Linked DNA regions of Homo sapiens: region 2 is linked to region 1. Evidence: chromatin loops called from intact Hi-C (ENCODE). Cell type or tissue: heart left ventricle. All regions are shown on one strand. Each heading gives the region's core, and the rest is flanking DNA. Links, peaks and the distances in the headings are about the cores only.

Region 1 (11,227 bases), core at 1,898-9,897:
GGAGTCTTTCTATTGGTCAAAAACAGTCATAAGGACTATGTGGGTTCAAGGGTCTGGAAATATCTATTCACTTGAAAATTGCACTCTTGTTACACTGAAGATTGATAGTTGTATAATTACTCTCAGATGCTGAAATTTTGTTTGTCTGATACTGAAAGATAGAATATTTACACTTTATTTTGGCCAAGTCATGAAGGCAACTACCATCTCTGCATGAGAGCAGTCATGCTGTCCATAAGTTTGAAGTGTGAAAATACATTTGAGGTATATGTGGTATATCAATGGGACTTATATCACCACTATTCCTTAGAATAGTTGATTAACTAGACCACCACATTCCTTCATGAAGTCAGAAAACAGAAGACTTGTTTTTCTAAAATTGCCGTGAGTTTAGAGCCATAATAGCATGACCTCTATAGGGAGCTTAGTTACCATGGAAAAATCCTACTGTGGTCATTCTTCAATATTGTGAACTCGATGTTGAGGGACAGTTTGCTTTCTGTGTTTGTTTGTTTTTAACCTCATTATTTTCCATCTATTCTGGAGTAATCTCAATATCACTTTTCATCCCCTATCCTTTGTATCATCTTCTTGGCATCTGTTCCTCTGACTTTCTCCTCTCATTCTCTGCTTGCTCCCTTTCTAAAAGGATTTGGCCAGGCACGGTGACTCACACCTGTATTCCGAGTACTTTGAGAGGCTGAGGTGGGAGGATTCCTTGAGGCCAGGAGTTCAAGAACAGTCTGGACAAGATAGTGAGATACCATCTCTACAAAAAATAGCAAATAAAAAAAATTAGCGGGGCATGATGGTGTGCACCTATACTCTCAGCTACTTGGGAGGTTAAGGTAGGAGGATGGCTCGAGCCCAGGAGTTCAAGGCTGCAGTGGAATATGATGCCACCACTGCACTCTAGCAAGGATAACAGAGAGAGACTCTGTAAAATACATAATACTTAAAAAAAAAAAGGATTTGGTTATTCATCACAGTGAAGTAGACCCCAGGAAGAGTCACACCATTTATAAGCATCAGGATCTTAAACTGTATTATGAGCCCTCTTCTCACTTATGTCTATGATACAGGTTGGACACAAGAGAAATTGGGCCTTCAGGCTTCATCTATTTTTCCCTATTTTTCTCCTATTTGTTTACCCTCTTGCGACATGAGTAAACAAATATTTCTCTACTATAAAAAAATTTCATCTATAGTAGCTGATACTCAGCCTCATTGTGGAGGAGACAATGAAGTGTGGTGAATACAACAAGTGCAAGGATATAAGCCCTATGGAAGAGGCACAGGCCTCACTGAGCTCCAGGTGACTTGAGGTCATGTGAAAATGCAGAGCTGCTATATTAGTATCAGATCTCATTTTAATATGAATTCTCCTGATTTATAAAAGTTGATGACTATTTAAAAATTAAAAACACAGCAACATATTATATAGCCCAGTGGGACATATCTATGAGCCAGATTTTCCCCACGGACAACTAGTTTATAAATCTGTTCATGACTCTAGACTCTTATCCTCCTCTTGAGCTCCAGATTCACATTCAACTGCTCCTAAATTTTCACCAAATATCTAAAACTGATCATGCTTAATATATCTAAATCAGAGATTTTACTATTTTCCTTAATTTTTCCTATCTCAGGAAATGGTTCCATTATCAACTTAATAATCACTTAATTGTAACTTTTTTCTATTCTTACCCATAACTCAATCCACCAACAACTTATGTCACTTCTAATACTCAAAAGATAGCTAGAATGCATCTATGTTTCCCTGTCTTCACTACCACTAATCTTTGCTATAATTTTATACTCCTAGATTAATACAATAACCTTTAGATTGGTCTCTCTGCTTTGATTCTTTCTCCTTTTTGATCTACACTCTGTCAGCAGTGGAGAAATATTTGACAATAGTAAGAAAAACAACAGCAACAACATTTTTCCTCCATATATCAGTGACTTCCATTGCTGTTGAAATAAATGCCATAATTTTCTCTATGGCCCACTTCTTAGTAACTCACTATTACCACCATTCACTATTCTTGAGCCACATAAGCCTTCCTTCTGCTATTGAAGAAGTCAAGCTGTTGTACCTCTCAGGATCATGGTGTTCGCTTCTCTCCTGGTGACTGGCTCCTGCTCTATTTCATGTCTCAGCTCAAACGTTTCCGCAGCGAGGCATTTCCTGACCATCCTATCTAAAGTAACCCCCTCCACTCCGTTTCTCTCTGTAACATCGCCCTATTTATTTCATTATTCTATTAATGAATATTGATAAAATTAATATTTACATTGTATTTATATTACAGCTTTATTTCTTTCTTTACCAGCATTAACTCTTCCCAGCCCAGCCCTTTGCAGTGTAAACTCTATGAAGGCAGAGATCTCATCTTTCTGTCTTGTTTGCTATAGTAGCCATAGTATCTAGCCTGGCACGTGGTACTTTCAGAATAAATATTTGCAAGAATAAATGGTTTGAATATCTATGGAAACACACTTAGCATGAGCACCTCACTATTTTGCAATGAGTTTTAAATTTATAGCATGTTCTATGTTATCTGGACCTGCCTACATTCATCATGTCAGTCAGCACCATCCTTCTGCTCTCTTTTGAATGAGTCATGTAACTCCCTCACTCAGTGTCTTCATAGATGTTGTTTCTTCTGCCTTTAGTGATCTCTTAACTCACGCTCCTTTTAGCTAAGTCTTCCTCATTCTGTTATCCCATCAAATCTCAACTGAAAGTTATTTTGTCAGTGAAGCTTTCCCTGCCTGACTTCCATCCCACCTCCTGAGTCTTGCGTAGGTTTCCTCCAAAATGTGTTTTTATGTACCTTAAATTTGTATCTCTATCCAATTTATAATTAACCTATCTTATTGATAGCAGCATTTGTTTACCATCCTTAAGGACCAAGTCTGTCAAATTTACTGCAACCTTATCAGCTTCTTACAAACTTTCTAGAGCAGAATTGAGACTAAATAAGTGTATTAGTCAGGTTTCTCTAAAGGGACAGAACTAATAGGATAGATCAATATATGAAGAGGAGTTTATTAGGAGAATTGACTCACACAGTCACAAGGTGAAGTACCACAATAGGCTGTCTGGACACCGAGGAGCCAGGATGCCAGTCCGACTCCCAAAACCTCAAAAGTAGGGAAGCTGACAGTGAAGTCTTAAGTCTGTGGCCTAAAGCCCGAGAGCCCCTGGCAAATCACTGGTGTAAGTCCAAGAGTCCAAAAGTTGAAGAACTTGCAGTCTGATATTTGATGGCAGGAAGCATCTAACCTGGTAGAAGATGGAGGCCAGAAGACTCATCCAGTCTACTACTTCTATATTCTTATGCCTGCTTTTATTACAGCTGCACTAGCAGCTAATCAGATTGTGCCCGCCCAGATTGAGGGTGAGTCTGCCTTTCCCAGTCCACTGACTCAAATGTTATGTCCTTTGGCAATACCCTCAGACACACCCAGGAACAATACTTTGCATCCTTTCGTCCAATCAGGTTGATACTCAATATTAACCATCACAATAAGTATCCATTATGTGTTTGCAGACAAGAGGCAAATGCAAATTTAGAACTCATGAATCTGTCATTCCTGTTCTCCCACGGTACAATTAATTAACATTAACACAAATCAATTTGTATGACACCGGCTGTTATCCTCACTTACTAATACAGGATATTCATTCTCTGAAAAGTTATCTTCCATTATTTTTTGGAGGTCTTGAGGGATTTGCATGTGTGATCATGAGCCATTTTCATCAGCCATCATGAAGTCGGCTGTTTTGTCTCCTCCTCTTTGACCCATTGCTTTCTTAATATTTGTCACCAGCAGTCATGTGTAGATACCGTGCCACTGTCTTCCAAACTCTCAACAAGACAGACTTCCATTTGTTACCCTTTAATAACATCACCAATCTCTGCCAACCTCCATGCCACTGCTGCTCTGGAAGTGTTGGGTGAAACATTTTGTGTAGACTCACTCTGTTGAGTAACATACAGAAAAAGAGGGAGGGCTCCTTCCTTTCTCCTGAATTATACCTCATGAAATAATAACACCTTGTATTCCAGTGTTCTGAAGATTTTTTAGAGAAGAGTTTGATAATTTATTCATGTTATTTAAATTCATGGCTACCTTTTTTTAAATTGAGGCATAAATCCATGAGGCCCTGAATGAGATACAAGTCTAGAGACTGTTCCATGCTTTTCTCATAATTACTCTACCCTTCTGATAATTGAGGCTTAGACGTGGTTCAAAAACAGATCTCTCTCCAAGGAGAGTCTTTTTACATCCCTTAGACACATACATATCTAGAGAACAATTCTCAACTGTTTTCTGGACTTGGAACACAACTGAGGATTCCCACACCTCCAAATTTCAGTAAGGAAACAGACATGGCAGCCAGGCAGTTTCAGATCTGTGTTCAGGTCTAATGGGAAATGTTTTGCAATTCAAGCATGATGATCCACCTGGCATTGCTGTGTGTTGTGACACTGTACAAAGGCAAAACAATTAGTGTGGTTTTTGCATCACAGATGTGGCAAGGGGCCTAGGGTACAGATATAGCAAATCCATCAAAATCATCAGGGATCCCAGCCAAAACCTCTTTCTTTCTCCTTTTTCCCATACCACCACTGATGATTCCAAGGAATTTCATATGCATATAAATGGAGAAAACACTAGTGTGAGCCTAAGGACTAGGAATGATGAGGAGTCTGTATTTCTGCAGGAAACGTTCTTTCAATGTGCACAGTGACTAAACTTTTCCATTGAAAAAATTTTCCACCCGGATAAATCTGCCACACTTTATGAGCAAATGCAAAACAGGATGATAGACACTGAACAGCCTAGAGACAGCCTGACCTGCCTTTTATTGCCTTCAAGGAGCCAATTTGAGCTCTGAGCAATGAAATGAGTCAGTGCTTGAGAAATGTAGAAACACCAGGTGAAACTTCAGAAGAGGTTTTTTGTTAAAATGCAAAAGGTTTTTTTTTTTTTTTTTTTTTTTTTGGTAAAATCAAAGTCTTATTCTTAGGAAAATTAATAGATACAGAACCACCCTGAGAGCAATTGTTTAATTCAAGGAGAATAAAAATCGTTAAGGAAAGCATAGACTGAAGAAAGACTTTACCATTTCTTAGACTTTGTTTGTAAAGAGGAACCAAAGGGAAGAATGAATATAACTGGAAACAAAAAGCATTGCTGTGAACAACTTACTTTAGCACAGAATTTCTATGTATTACTTTTAAATACTTAAAATTATAGTAAGATTTAAGAAAGTATCCACATAGCAATTACAACTACATGCGTCGCAATGTCTTTGCTGATTTTTATCACATGCAACAGTGCTGTAAGCTAATACTTCATGTCAGTGATGAGAGATTATAAGACAGCATTATTTACAGTAGGTATCATTGTATTTATTCGGATGTGCACAGAAGCTGGGACTCTTGTTGTAATTAAATAGAACTCCCACTAGGGGGGGCAAGAAAATAAAGCTCAAGGCCCTGTGTACAGGCACCTTTCCAACCAAAGGTACGCTAGATACCAGACGAAACTGCTCAGTATTTATTTATTTATTTTTCTTCCTGGTGAATCATTTGCAGCCTGCTTTTCACTGTGGGAAGTTTCTTTCAGATTTATTTTCTCTGGTTTTTCAGCAGCTTTCTTTGGTTGTAAATCCATGCTGTGGTTGAACAGCAAAGCAATATTCCAGCAAGCTCCAACAGGGATATATTTTTCTACAGGATTTTTAAAACCTCGCACACTCAGTTTCAGCACAGCCTTCCCCGGTTCCTTGCCAAAGGTAGCACTCTGGTAACTGAGCCTGAAGCTGATAGAGGGATAAAATTAGATGAGGAGGGACACACTGCTAAGGGAAGCTTTTGGAACTGCTTATTGACTCAGAAAGATAAACCGGGGAAGCAGGCAGGTCAGCACAATAGAATGTAATTAACAAATGCAATTAGCATCAGCGCATAAATCCCTCCCCCTTGACATTCTCCTTTGTATTGCCAAGGCAACCCAGGCAGCCTCCTCCTTTCCCACCTCCTCCATTCCAGCAACTCCAGGCTCCCCGCCCTTCTCACTCACTGACTTTGCCCTTGGAGTTAATTTTAAGTAGGTCGCACCTGGATTAACATGTGTGTGGGTGGAGAATGGGGAAGATGGAGGAGTGAAGGAAAGGTGAGGAGAGGGTTGACCTAGGTTTTGCAGTTGCAATTTTTATTTTTTGCTGGTTTACACTGTTTTTGGAATATAACCCATGCCAGTTTGGGAATATTTTATTACTATTTGTGACCATCAGCTGGTTTGAAAAATGCCTATCTTGTCATCTATCCAGTTTGCAAATGGATAGATGTACACTGAGGCACTTCACTCTGTGCTCTAAGTGTACATATTCTACACTTTGGTGTGTCATTTCAGCTAGTTTTTTGTCAGAGAAACAATGTTTCAAGTTAATTTTCAGAGCCACTAGTAGCCAGAAAAGAAATGAAAAGCACTAATATATATATAATTTATTATATTAATATTTAATGTTGAATATATCTATATAATATGTATATTTGTATATGGGCAGTAGTAATATCTGAGTGAGAGGTGCTGTTGAAGGCAAAAGTGGGTACTTTAATTTTTATTTAAATAGTTTTGTTTTTTATCATTTTAAACAAACACATGATGCTTTTTAAAAACACAAAACTAATCCAAAAATTAAAATAAAATGCCTTTAAAAATAAAGATATTATGATCAGTTGGGAAAAAAAGTTATAGAATATGAATGAAGCAAATAACTCCAATAACTACAGAAACCTTTATTGAATGTTTTCTGAATGCCAGGAAGTATTTAAGCACTTATTTGAGTCGCAAAAAAAAAAAAAAAAAAAGGAAATAAGTATTTTTATCCCATTTGTTTTTCCAGAGAAGGGAGCTGAAAAACAGATAATTTGTCCAATATTTCTTAGCAGTATAAACCACCATGTCATAATGCCTCTCATATTAAAAATTATATTACAATTTGCTCATGACATTATATTAGTTGTATATTCCTTTAAGAGAGAAATTACAGAGGAAAGGTAGGCAGCTTGATAACATTAAACATAATAAACCCTCATGTCAATGTGACTTTGGTGTCCTGAATAATCTTATGGATTTTGGAGTCAGCTAGAAGTGAGCTCACATCCAGGCTTGACCCCTTAGGCTTGGTAGGCTGCAATCTGAGCCTCAGTTTCCACATGTGAAAAATGATCTAGTAATAGGCATCTCTCTTCCCATGTGCCCACTTCCCTTTAGGACCTCATTTCACCCACACCCACCACCACCCTGATTTTAGATACTGTCTTCTTTTTGATGAGGAAGGAAAGACCTGATAAACTCATTCAGATAATACTTTAGTTTCATAATGCCTTCTCTAGAGTATTGGCACTAGTTAAAAAGATCCAACCAGGAGTAAAAATACTTATACCAAAGGCATGGTTTATTTATGAAATATTGTGCCTTCCCTAGAGTATTGACACTATTTAAAAAGATCCAACCAGAAGTTAAAATACTTATACCAAAGGCATGGTTTATTTATGAAATATTGTGGGGATGAGATCCTTAATGCAGCTACACCCTGATTTGTACTCTCTTAATTATTTGCATTTTCTATTTGTTCTGTGGTAAGCAGGTCCCAAAGTTAAAGGAAGCTGAGAGGCTGGAAAAAGAGAATGACAAGTCTAGTTTATGAGAAATAAACATTTAATAGAGACTTATGAATAGCAGCCATAGACTTGGGCAGCGGTGAGATACGACGATCTGCCTCACTATCCCCGAGACTCAGGGCTTATATACTATAGGGAAAGGGATATGTACAGCAATTGCTTAAGGGCTAAATTTATGGTACATACACTAACGTCAAAGTTGTTTTGACCTAAGGGCAGGAATTACAATAAGTAGTACATGCTGTTGCACGAGGAACAAGGGATAGAATAGAAATCTTAGAGGCATTCCTGGAACTGAGGTTAATCAGAAGTCAACATGGTGAGGCAGGGCAAGGTGGCTGACGCCTGTAATCCCAGCATCTTGGGAGGCCGAGGTGGGAGGATCACTTAAGCCCAGGAGTTTGAGACTAGCCTGGACAACACAGGGAGACCCAATCTCTAAAATATTAAAAAATAAGAAGAAGTCAGCATGGCAGATTAACATCCAAGATGGAGTTGCTTTAGCCTCCCCACTACCTAGGACTTAAATGTAGTTTTCCAAATTAGTCATATATGTATAGCACATGCAGAGATTTAGAAATGCTGGGAGACTTTGCAGCACACTTCACATAAACGCAAAGCCTTTCCATAAGGACAAGTTCACGTGGATGACGCAGCCACAAATCAGGCCCCTCAAATTTTTCAGCTGCTTTTTCCTCTAGAGGCTATTTTATGAGGAAAAATTATATATCGAAGACTCCTGTTTCATTTTATATGGTGCCCTTGAATGTGAGGTTTAAATGGCTTATATAACTCAAAGAAAAACCTGCTGTCCTCAATGCAGACTCTGGACTTGAGAAGTAAACAGCTATTAGTCCAAAAGGGACCCATATCGCTTTCCTGGGTAGGATACCTGCTTCCAGACTCCAGGAATCGGAAACTTTCCTTCAGCTATGTTCAGGCTACCACTTGTTAAACACCAAAAACAACGTGTTAAACACCCAGGAAAAAAAAAAAAAAAAAAGTAAGTGGGACCTTCTGTGCAGACAGGGAATTTGGTTGTATGCCCCAGCTGCTTGGTTGGTGCCACAGGGTTTGGCAACTTCCTGAGAACAGATTGTAGGAGAGGAAAGTTTGAATCTGGAAGGGACCCTCCCACACACACGCTTGGGAATCCATCTTTTTAGCTGGCATTTTCAGTGAATATTAACATGACTAAGGGAATAATATCTCGACTTATTAGAAAATGGTAGCCAAATGGGGTAGAGCTAGAGGGTTTTCTGTCCATGAGAATGATTTTGGCTTCACCTAAAAGAAAACTTCAACTCAAAATGTCTCAAATGATTAAGAAAATGTATTATTTCACATTGTAAGGAGCTTGGCAATAAGCCGATTCAAGGGTGGAATGAATGAGTGAACAACAATGTAATCAAGGACAGAGTTTCTCGCTGGCGTTCCCTTCTGCCATCCTCACAACGTTGGCTTAGATCCTTGGCTTTGTCCCCTGGCTTTGTCCCCTTATGAACACAATATGGCCTTGCACTTCCAAGAGTCGCATCCTCAAACAAAACATCCAATGTTCCAAAGCAGGAGCAGGGGGCGGTGTGTGGGGAGGAGAGTGCGACCTCCTTGTACACTTTTGAAAAGCCTGGGAACCCTCCTGGCAGCTGCTTCAATTGACTTGCCTCTCACCTCTCATGGGCCCGCATCATGTTCCTATTTCTGAATCAGTCATTGGCAAGGAGAATGCCAGTACTGTGACTGGAATAGAATAATTAAGGTCCATCCCTGCCTTATCCTGAGATAATAGCCACATCTCTGGAACCAAAGCAGTTCCATTAGCAAGGAAGTAGATGAATGTCAGCCAATGTTGTCTGGGCAAGGGCCAGTGAGCATGTTTCAGAGACAACCTAGGAAGTTAATTACAAATTATCTCCTCTGCTGTAACTCTGATCTGTTAACCTTGAACCTTGAATGATATCTGGACAACCTTTTTTCATTTAGCTGTGAGCCTTACAGGAAAGGCCTGTGGCACACCTGAGCCAGAAAGGTAAGCGGAAAGTGGCATAACCTGGAACCTTCAATGTCATGGCAGCTGTGCTTAGTAGATCCACAAGAGAAAAAAGAATCTGGGGCTAGGAGTTGGGGCTTCGAGATCCATCTGCTCTTTCTCAAGTGGATATTTCTGTCCCAATTTTCTCCTTGGAGGATCCATTTGCTCATTCAACAGATTTTATATGAACATCTAGCATATAATCAGGCTTAGTTCCAGGCACTAGGGATACATCAGCAAACAAAACAGAAGTCCATGTCCATGGTGCTTATGTTTTAGTTAGGTTAGTGGGGAAAGAAACACTGAAAAACAAAATAAACAAGGAAATCGTTTAGTACATTGAAAGGTTATAAGCCCTATGGGGAAAAAAAAAAAAAAAAGCTGAGAAAGGAGCAGAGGGGACTGGGAAGTGGGCAATTTTAAACACGGTAGTCAAAAACAATGACACTGCGAAATAGCATTTGAGAAAAGTCTTGAAAGAGGTGGGGGAGTGACCCATGCAAATGTAGTTGTGAGAAGAGCATTCCAGGGAGTAGAAACAACGCATACAGGCCCCACAGTGTGGGGATGCTGGTGCCTCCCAGTAACAGGAAAGAGACCAGTGAGGCTTGGGGGACAGACTTTGCCTATAAGAGCCACAGCAAAATGAAACAAGGTTGTCAAGAGGCCTGGCTTTTGTCAGTCTAAATTTTTAGGGCACCAGCCACTGAATCTAAGATGGGTAGAAGAAAAAGAGAAAAAAATACCCTTTTTATGGGTCATATTTCTATAGTGATTGGGTCCTCCAGGGCAAAATGGGTTGAGCACTTGCCTCCAATCCTGACTCTGTTAGTAGCTCACTTTCTCACCTTGGGCCAAGCCACGTCATCTTTCTGGATCTCATTCTGTTTCTTTTATAAAAGTAAAGTGCCTTCACCAGATTATCTGAGGTTCGTTTCAGATTCAACATTCTATGATTCTTTGTGTCTATTATCTGATAGAGCCAACAGCTCACTCTTCAAATGTAATTGAGAATAATTGTAAAAATGTCACACGAAAGATGGTCAAAACGACTTTCTAAATGTGTTTGGGAACGATTTTAATTCAGAAATGAAGGCAGAATTATTTTAAGGTATTATTAGTATATAAATCATAGATATTTCTAAAGGTCCAAATATTTGAGCATCGGAAATAATTGTTTACGAGTAAGATAATATCAAGTGAGATAGTATATTTTTGTAAGTTTGAATGAATTGCAACGTTTCCTTCCCTCAAGAGAAGAGTCTTCTATTGGTCTTTGTAGCTTGGTTATAAACCATTTAAGAAACGTCAATTAAAACCAAAGGTATGCCTCAGTAAAAGTTACAGAAAATATCATACCAAATAAGTTGATTGTTGACAGATTCCCAAGTCTGCATTATCCATCCATTTATTTCAATAACATTTATTTTTAAATTAATCCATGATTTAAATTTGTTGAGCATGAAGCCTTTATTCTATGGCCCAA
Region 2 (9,613 bases), core at 1-8,000, 280 kb after region 1:
CCACACATGAGCTGAAGAGGCCAAGATTCTCCCCTGCATAGAGCATGAATTTCTGGTAGCTCCACCCCATTTTTCCAGTGCACATGTGAGCCCTTAGTCTGAGCCACCCCACACTGATTTATTTCCCTTACTGAGCATGTGTTATGGGACAGAATTTTTCACCATGGGCGTGTTTAGACAGGCCTCCTGTGCACAGTGACCTGGGCAGGTTGGAGGTTCTCCGGGGACCTTCCCTTACCTGCCTAGACATTTGTCTGTGTCCTGCCTCTATCGTTAGATATTAAAGTTCATTTTTCCTTTTGGTTGGTTATTTTTCTGGCTTTCATCGTTAAATTACAGGCAGCGATTTTAATGAGCATCGACATGGGTTCTGAAAGGCTCTGTAAAGAGCATACACTTGGGACTTGGCATATTTTTCCTTCAAAAGAGCAGATAAATTCTTTGCCCCTTATCAGTTAGGTGGTGAGTGGAAGTATTAGAATTTGAAACACAATTGCTTTATTCTGAACTCTTTGTTTTTGTTTGTTTTGTTTGTTTGTTATGTTACCAAGTTAAAGTCTTGGCTTGAAAGAGCTGTTTTAAGGTATAATTATGGTCCAAAAGCAGATCCAGAGAAAAACTTTCACCAATTTCTAGTCCTTTACTACTTCTGGAAGTTCACATTTTATTACCAGCTTTTAAAGCAGCAACAAGGACAACAATGAACCATGCATGGTTTGTTAAATGCATATGAAAACATGTGAAGTAATGTGGCTTTGAGGCTTCTTCTTCAAATATTGTTTCAAATTATGAATTTTTAAAATGGATATTCTTTACACAAAAATTTATTTAATTACATACAATGTTTACTATGTGCCAGATGTCATTCAGATGCTTTAAAAATAGTAAATAATATGTTCCTCCTAACAAATCAAGAAGTAGGTGCTATTATTCTAATTTTATAGATGAAGAAATTGAGGCACAGAGAGCTTAAATTGTCCACAGTGACACAGCTTGTGTTGGATTCAAGAGTTGATCCAGGTAGTCTGACTTCAAAGACCATGCCCCTTATCATCTGTTATGTTGCTAAACAAAATACTGATTATGGAAGACCTAGGAACAGAAGGAAGCGCTACCATAAGTAACTTTGCTTCTAACCACAATGCTTGTGAATATTTTCATCCCACAGACTTCCTGCAACTTTGCAATAAAATCAACTCCTGGTTCCTCATGGGCCTTCATACATGTTGAAGATTAGCTATCAATTTTGGTCACTCACCCAAATGAATGTGGAATACTTCTCTTTAATAGGTCATCTCTAAGGAGCTCTCTTAGTAAGAGTAGGTGTTCCTTTTCAAGGAAACTATTTGGATCCCATGTCTGACTGTTGGCCTAATCGCCATGTTTTTAAGTGTTGGCTGAATTCATTGTAGCAAATTGCTTTTTTGGAAGTACTTCTCCTACCTGAGGCTATTCTTCACATTTTTTATATTACTCAGAGTTTTTAGTTATATAGTTCACTCTACTACTAGAATTGACAATATTCTTTTTTTTTTTTTTTTTGAGACGGAGTCTCACTCTATCGCCAGGCCGGAGTGTAGTGGCACAATCTCAGCTGACTGCAACCTCCACCTCCCGGGCTAGAATTGACAATATTCTATGGTGGTGGTAGTAATTTATGAAATATAGAAGAAAATGAAGTCTTTTTACTGCCAGCAAAATAAATATCTGAAGTGTCCTTGTGAGAATCAATAAGCAAAGTGAAACTAAATAAAAAAGTTAGATTAAGGTATAGGCAGAATCTTGGGACTATTGATAAATAAAGTGTTTGGTTTTATTGCCTGAGATTCTATTAGGTAAAAAGCAAACATCGTATGTAAACTTAATTGGCACATGATCAAATCTATAAAAATTTACTATGTCTAATGATATTCCTGAATGTCACATTTAATATTAGGTTTGTCCCAAATAATACAATAATAAATTCGGTCAATCTCCATGTCTTTCCCCCAGTATTATTACATAGGAAAAACAAACTTTCTATTCCAAAGTTAATTTTATTCTTACCTGCCAGCAATGTGAACAAAACTAAGAGCATCAGCCAGCCAAATTTCCTCTTGCATCTCAGCACATTAAACTGGGTAAAAAAAAAAAAAAAAAAAAAAAAAAAAATTGGCCTTCAAGGGCTACCTATAAAGCCCATCCCTTGCACTCTCTTGATCTGGACATATGTGGCTTTATTCCAGCCTCTTCTCTGTAGGTCTTCTAGTCCTTTCAAATGCCCTACTGGATAGAACCCAAGACCACTCCACTGGCCTTCTCCTCCATGTGGTCTACATCTGTTTCCCAGAAAATACTCATGCACCATTGTTCCTGCAGTCCAAAACGAGGAGTTTTGGCCAACTTAAAATAGTACCATTTTCTTGCCTTTGTCCCCAAAGCACCCATGTGCTTGTCCTCAATTTCCTAGGCAGAGTCAAATCCTGGTGCACTGCCTTCATCTGCAAGGAGAAACCAAGCTCTTCACTATGGCTCCTGTGAAACGCTCTCATTAAGCTTGAGGTTGGAAGTTGTCTTCCATCACCATTTCCGCTAATGGGCATGGAGAACCTTAACACCACCACAATTCTCTCCAAATAAATGTCTAATCATTTATATAGTTCTGCAATGAGTATCAGAGAGTAAGATCTTAAAATATGTTTCTTTGGAAAGTCTGCGTATGAAGTTTTAGGTTTATCAATAGAGCTTGGCATTTAGTTGAAACATTAAGGTTAACCTCTTTTTACATTGTCAAAAGCGATAATCACCATTAGTGACAAGCAAAAAATATGGAAAATTCCTTTCTCTCTGAGTGCCTGCTGTGTTTATATGACTCTGTATTGGCTTGTTCACAGTGATCGCCTGATTTAATCACTGCAACAACTATGTGGGGTGGGATTATTATTCCCAGTTTAGAGAGGAGCAAACTAAGTTTCAAACAGTACATTTTTCAAGGCATTACAGATACTGTGGAAATAGAAATATCTAACTAGAAACTTCTTCCTCTTCCTGCTATGCCATCACAGGTAAGACAAACATATCCCATTGCCAGTGTTAGCCCAGGACGGCCCACCCTATTTCTCAAATAGGCACTTTCCATTTGTTAAACTTGGATATAAAAATGGTTTGAGGTCATTTCTACTTCTAATGATTTTGAACACAGCACAGAATTTTAACATTTGGTTGGATCTTAAAATACATGTTTACATTTTTTTTTTCCAGACAATAGATTTTGAAGGTTTCAAACTATTCATGAAGACATTCCTGGAAGCCGAGCTTCCTGATGATTTCACTGCACACCTTTTCATGTCATTTAGCAACAAGTTTCCTCATTCTAGTCCAATGGTAAAAAGTAAGCCTGCTCTCCTATCAGGCGGTAAGTTTACTTACTTTAAACATTTATATAGTACAAATTTCAAAGGCTAAATAAATATCTAGTTATCATAAAAGATGAATGATGATTTGCATAAAAATTGTTTTGTTACAGGGTTTAGACTTTTACAATAAGATTGTGTGACTCATTTAAAATGTTTCCAGTAAAATTATAGCTAATTAGAGAAAATATAATTTATCCTTATCTATCACTTGCTTTAGAATTCTATGTATAGGTAATAATTTGAAGACATATTTCCATCAAATTTGGAAAACTGCTCTTGTTAAATAACTAGATACGTATAGATTGCTGAGTATTTGAAAATGTGGTCACAAAGCAACTATATCTAAAAAGGTATAATATTTAATATCTATTTTGCTAATTGCCAATATACTTTCACATGTTTAGATTTGTAAGCTCAGAACAGAGATTTGATTTTTCTTTTAGATACTGTAAATTTGTGTCACCGTAGAGATGGTGATTCTCTCATTATGGGTAGCTTTTTAGAGATGCATACTTACATTAATACCTGTTGTATCAATCTCCCTCCAGTCAAGAAAACAGAGATTTCACTGTATTACCCAATGTAAAACAGTGTAATTGGTTAAGCTGTTTCAAAGGATTGAAAAAGCAAAAAGAGAAGACAGGTGATGTAGATAGACTCAAGGAAACATGTGCTGCCCTTAGATGGCAGTAATCACCACCTAGAAGCCCTGAGGAAAGGATTCCTTGGAGCTAGGATGAAATTCTGAGGTGAGGGGTTGCCTAGCAAACCTAGCCCTTGGACTTTTGTGGAAGTGATACTTCCTGGCTGCCTCTGGTAACTGGGGAATTCAAGACTAGTCTATAGCCCAGGAACTCAGACCTCTGAGGAGGGTGCATCACCGTGGCCTGTCCCAGATTGCTTAGCAGGGAGCTCATTGTGCTTTTGTTGGTGTGGACATGAGCTAGAGACTAGAGCCTACACTGCTTTAGAGTCTGCAGGTAGAGACAACATGCTACCGCCACCGGGCTGAAACGCTGCAGAGATTCAACAGGAGCAGCAGGTTCTCTTGCTGGGTCCAGCCCCTTCTCCCGCGACTCCCCACCCCACCGCCCCAACCCCTGTGCCTTCTCGTCTCTCTCTAGCGCCCTCTATGGATAGAACAGGAATCCACTGGCAATGAAGAAATGTCTTCAGCAGTGTTTCTCACTCTTTGATCACAGGACTCTGTGAACTCTTAAAAATTGAAGACCTGAAGGAACTTATGTTTATGTGGATGATATCTATTGATATTTGCCATATTAAAGATGGGACATTCCAAAAATAACAAGAATCAAACCACTACCTGTTAACAAAAAATAACCCATTATTATGAAAAATAACTATTTTCAAAAACAAACAAAAAATAGTAAGAAGGGTAGCATTGTTTTGCATAATTGCAAATCTCTTTAATGCCTGGCTTCATGGAAGACAGCTGGGTAAATTACATCTGGTGCTATGTTTCTGTTACTGGATCATATGTCATATAGCCTCTTGAAAACTTCACTGTACATTCAAAAGAGAATAAGAGTAAGAAAAGCAAATAATATCTTAATACCGTTATGAAAATTATTTTGACCTTAAAAATCTCCTGCAAGGAGCTCAGGGATCCCAGGAGAGCCACAAGTCTAGCGAGTCCCAGCTCTAGTATCACAAAGTAGAATATAGAATTGTTGGTATAGAGGCCGGACACGGTGGATCATGCCTGTAATCCCAGCACTTTCGGAGGCTGAGGTGGACAGATCACAAGGTCAGGAGTTTGAGACCAGCCTGGCCAACATGGTGAAACCCCGTCTCTACTAAAAATACAAAAAAAAAAATTAGCCGGGCATGGTGGCAGGCGCCTGTAATCCCAGCTACTTGGGAGGCTGAAACAGGAGAATCACTTGAACCCAGGAAGCAGAGGTTGCAGTAAGCCGAGATCGCATCACTGCACTCCAGGCTGGCAACAGAGCGAGACTCCATTTCACACACCACACACACACACACACACACACACACGTGTTGGTATAGAGATAAGTTCAATAATGGACATTCTGATAAATAAAAATGCAAGAACATGTAATTAAGAAATAGATGGTTGAGCCATAAATGAAACTTAGACAATATGATGAAGAGTCCATAATATTAAGCCTTATGTTGTACTGCTTCCCTTCCTTTCTTCCTTCCTTCTTTCCTTCCTTTCTTCCTTCCCTCCTTCCTTCCTTCCCTCCTTCCCTCCCTCTCTCCCTTCTTTCTTTCTTCCTTTCTTTCTTTCTTTCTTTCTTTCTTCTTTATTTCTTTCTTCTTTATTTCTTTCTCTTTCTCTCTTTCATTCTTTCGTTCTTTTGTTCTTTCTTTCTTTCTGACACAGGGTCTCAGGCTTGAGTGCAGTGGCATGATCTTGGCTCACTGCAACCTCTGCCTTCTGGATTCAAGAGATCCTCCTGCCCCAACCTCCCAAGTAGTTGGGAACTACAGGAGCATGCCAAAATGCCCAGCCAATTTTTGTATTTTTAGTAGAGATAGGGTTTTACCATGTTGACCAGGCTGGTCTCGAATGCCTGGCCTCAAGCAATCTGCCCGCCTCAGCCTCCCGAAGTGCTGAGATTACAGGCATGAGCCATGGCGTCTGGCCTTCCCATCTATTAATGATGTAACTTATTTTTCATAAAGTAATCACATGTTGATAGAAGCTTTTTTAAAGCAAGTGTACATATTCCACATGATAGCCCTTTAAGATGTATGGTGACTAATATGTTTATCATCATTTTTCTCTTCTTAGAAAATATTTTTAGATTCTTAAATAATTCTCTTTCAATCATGAATTGAGAGGCCTCACCGCACTTGCTGTTTTTCTCGGAATGAGTTTCAGTGGATCTATTCTTAATGTGTAGTATTACAGTTTAATAGTGTTTTGGGTTGGACATTTTAAAATGATTCTAGAAATTAAAACTTCCTTGTTCTCTGCTGCATGCTATAAATGTATCACACACATACCTTAAATTGAATTAAATAAGAAAGTTGTCCTGTATTTAATTCTATAAGATACAATATTGTCCTTGAGTTTTGAGAAAGAAGAGAAAATATTTCTGGATAATGTTGTCTGTCTAAATAACTGTATCACATATGGAAGAAAGAGAACAATTCTGATAAATTAGGTGATTTTGTAAGAAATTCAAACCTAAAACTTCCTTTTCTTCTAATAGCCTATATTATCTACTGAATAGAAGATGCCAGATTTATTAGGGGTAAAAATCAAATCAGGTTTCAAAATGGAAAAAAAAAGGAAAAACAGATTGTACTTGAATTTGGGAAAATTACGCATTCTACACAGACTACATGAAAGGAATATGGGCTATGTAGTCCTCATGCAGCAATGATTAATTAAACTCTGATTCCTTTTCAAAGCTTGGCCTCCACATTTTACAACTAAGTACATAGTGTCTTGTCCAGGACTATATCTAACCCTATTTTTTTTTCAGACCCACCTTTGATAGTTATTTTTTTTTTTCCTGAGGAAGAAGGAACAATAGACAACAATAAAATTTTCAAGGCTGAAGTAGCCTTGACTCAGAAACTGACAAAAGAAATGCCTTTCCATTCATAGAATCTTGCTTTGCAATAATCTGTTATCTAATGTATAACGAGGTGTTTTTGTGGCTGAAAAATAACAGACTTTTGAACAGAGAGGGGCTACAATCTGGTTTGGTTTATGCTGTTATAGTTCACCATATTTCATTACCACAGTTCCAGCAGGAATAGAGTAGGTAGTCTTTTACTCTATACAGCAACTAAAAAATAAGGGCTTCTCAAGAAAAAACAAAACTGAAAAGGAAAAAAAATTATGCTCACTACTGAATGATAATCAATTACAGGATACATAGTAAAAGCAAAACATTTAGTTTTTATAGAATAAAAATTTAAAAATAATTATAAATAGGCATAAAGGTTGTATGTATTTATACATATGCATATGTATAGCTGGGTTTTGTTTGACTGTAATATGTAATGATCCATTTGGCATTTCATGAAGAAGATGACTTATTTTTGTAATATAATTTGTTGTAATATAAGTGCCTCTTATCACCTATTTAAAAATGATGTCACTACTACTGTTTCCATATTTGACTTTTGATTTTTGAAGATATCGCTAATGCATTATCTCTCCAGCTTTTTCATACCACTTCTGTGTCATTGCAAATGTCAGGTCTCTAATCTCTCGTCTCTGCCAGTTCAATGACCAATTTCTGATATTGCTTCCATCCTTGGGGCCCACCATTTGTTAATTTCCTTCTTTATACACTTTTAAAATCAGTTGGAATCTTTCTTTTTCTACAACATGGTTGCAGAAAGATGGTTGAGGCTCACAACCTCAACCGTCAATCAAAATTGTCATCTCCCATATCAGTCCCTACAACTTGAACACTCAACATAACCTAAGAGAAATTTAATAAATATGCAGATATCTGTCACTATAAATTCCTACTACCCGATGTTTATATGACCTTAACACTTCTTCAGTTTTTTTAAAACAATGTAAAAATTATTTATTATTGGCACTGTATCCGAGATCAATTATGTTGATTTTTTAAACTTTTTAAAGTTTATCTAAATGTCTTCTCATTTCAACACATGACTTTTTTTGCATCATATAACAAATTGGCACTGTCAGACATAACGTACCTCAATTACTCCCCACACAACCTACACAGCTCACAAATAATATTTACGTACTGTATTTTAGATGGAACACTTTGTCTGGATGTCCAAATCTTTCAAACAGTTAGATACCAAACTAACTGTGTTTGAAAGTTCATTAATTAGATTCTGCACAAACCTGCTACTATTCCTACCTTCTATTTTGGTGAATAGCATCCAAGAATCTATCCACTTCCCAGTCCTAAAATACTGGAATCCTCCCACCTTCCGCTGCGTCACTTCCCATATTTAGTTAATCACAAAATACTCTCTAGTACTCATTGTAACTGCTTCTTCCCAAACGTTCTGCCAGTGTCATAGTTTAATTCATCATAAACTATCAATTAGCAGGCTCTCAGAGCAGGCCCTGACTTCCCATCTCCAAAACGTTCTTTCAAACAGAAGCCTGATTATATTACTCCTGGGTTTCTAAATTTCAGGCCTTCACTGTCAACTGTCAGAGCATTTTTTAATTAAACTTATTTTTCAAGCAAACTTAAATCCTCAATATGTAAAGCTAGCTAAAGCAGAGTTGCTTTAGTGAAGGGCATGGGTGCTGGAGATACATGAGTACATGGAGTTGCAGTCATCCCCACCTTTTGAGACATTCATTCCCACCTGAAGTAACCTTTATGAGACTCCAGGATCCAGAGTCACAGTGAAGAAGGTGATAAAATCAGAGTTCCATGGCCATGAAGCACCATGTCACGTAGGCTATAGCATCTGCCTACAGCCCTATTCGCTCCATCTCCCTGCCCTATGCACCCCATATCCAACTATTTGCTGTGACTTAAACCTGCTTTTCTCACTCAGGACTGAGTTTTCTTACATAATGTTTCTTTGCCCTTATCGCATGAAAACCCAATGCTTCCTTAAAGCCTCAGCTAAAGTGTCAGTCTTAATTAAATAGCACGCGGTGTGTTCCATACTAGGAATTCAATGATTAATAAGATGGCACACCTGGAGTGTGCAACTGGGAAGAAACCCTGGCACTCTGGTACTTTTACAAGACACCATTTGTCCCTTGTAGCATCCCTGTCCCTTCTCCATCGCCACCCATGCCAACTCCAACCATTTAGTATTCATTAACTGAATTAACTGCCTTCAGAGAAATTACCTTTCTTTACATATAAGATAGCAATCAACAGCAATTATTAGTAACTGTTAGTTTCTTTAATAATATAGTAATTAAAATAGGACGTAATATAGTATATTAACTCATTTAAACACTCATACTGTTTGTTTCTGTTGGACTACACAATGTCCAAAATGTTGCATCTGTAATAGAAAATGTCTGGTACTTGTTGCAGGTCAGCGTAACAGTTTTTGTTGTTGTTTCTTCCTAATTGTTTTATAAGAAAGAAAGAGAAGATTTTCCTAGCCCCCTTTAAATAATAATAGGCACTCAATTGATAGGTGTGCCATTTAGTAATTTATTTTATTCATTCATTAATTCATGCATCCTATCTATTTATTTAAACTCATTATATGCTAGAACTTCCACAGGAAAGCTGAGGATC

What was found. Peaks named below come from ENCODE experiments on the same cell type or tissue, not always from the same donor. Only the 100,000 strongest peaks of a DNase experiment are listed, where the experiment ranks them.
Region 2: a loop joins it to region 1, with 4 times the contacts of the local background. A loop is called at or near these places in 9 of 110 quality-filtered maps.

The regions. Positions count from the first base shown.
Region 1 is chr7:15,010,535-15,021,761 of GRCh38, reverse strand. No RefSeq gene overlaps it. Among named protein-coding and RNA genes, the nearest start is that of DGKB, 110 kb to the right of the region's middle. In heart left ventricle, for the core only: a CTCF peak has its summit at 5,488 (motif pointing right); no DNase peak of the experiment used is centred there; H3K4me3 peaks cover 777 bases; H3K27ac peaks cover 1,223 bases.
Region 2 is chr7:14,729,822-14,739,434 of GRCh38, reverse strand. It overlaps DGKB (diacylglycerol kinase beta), which reads left to right. Exons shown (of 26, transcript NM_001350709.2): 5 at 3,241-3,394. Among named protein-coding and RNA genes, the nearest start is that of DGKB, 170 kb to the left of the region's middle. In heart left ventricle, for the core only: a CTCF peak has its summit at 4,529; no DNase peak of the experiment used is centred there.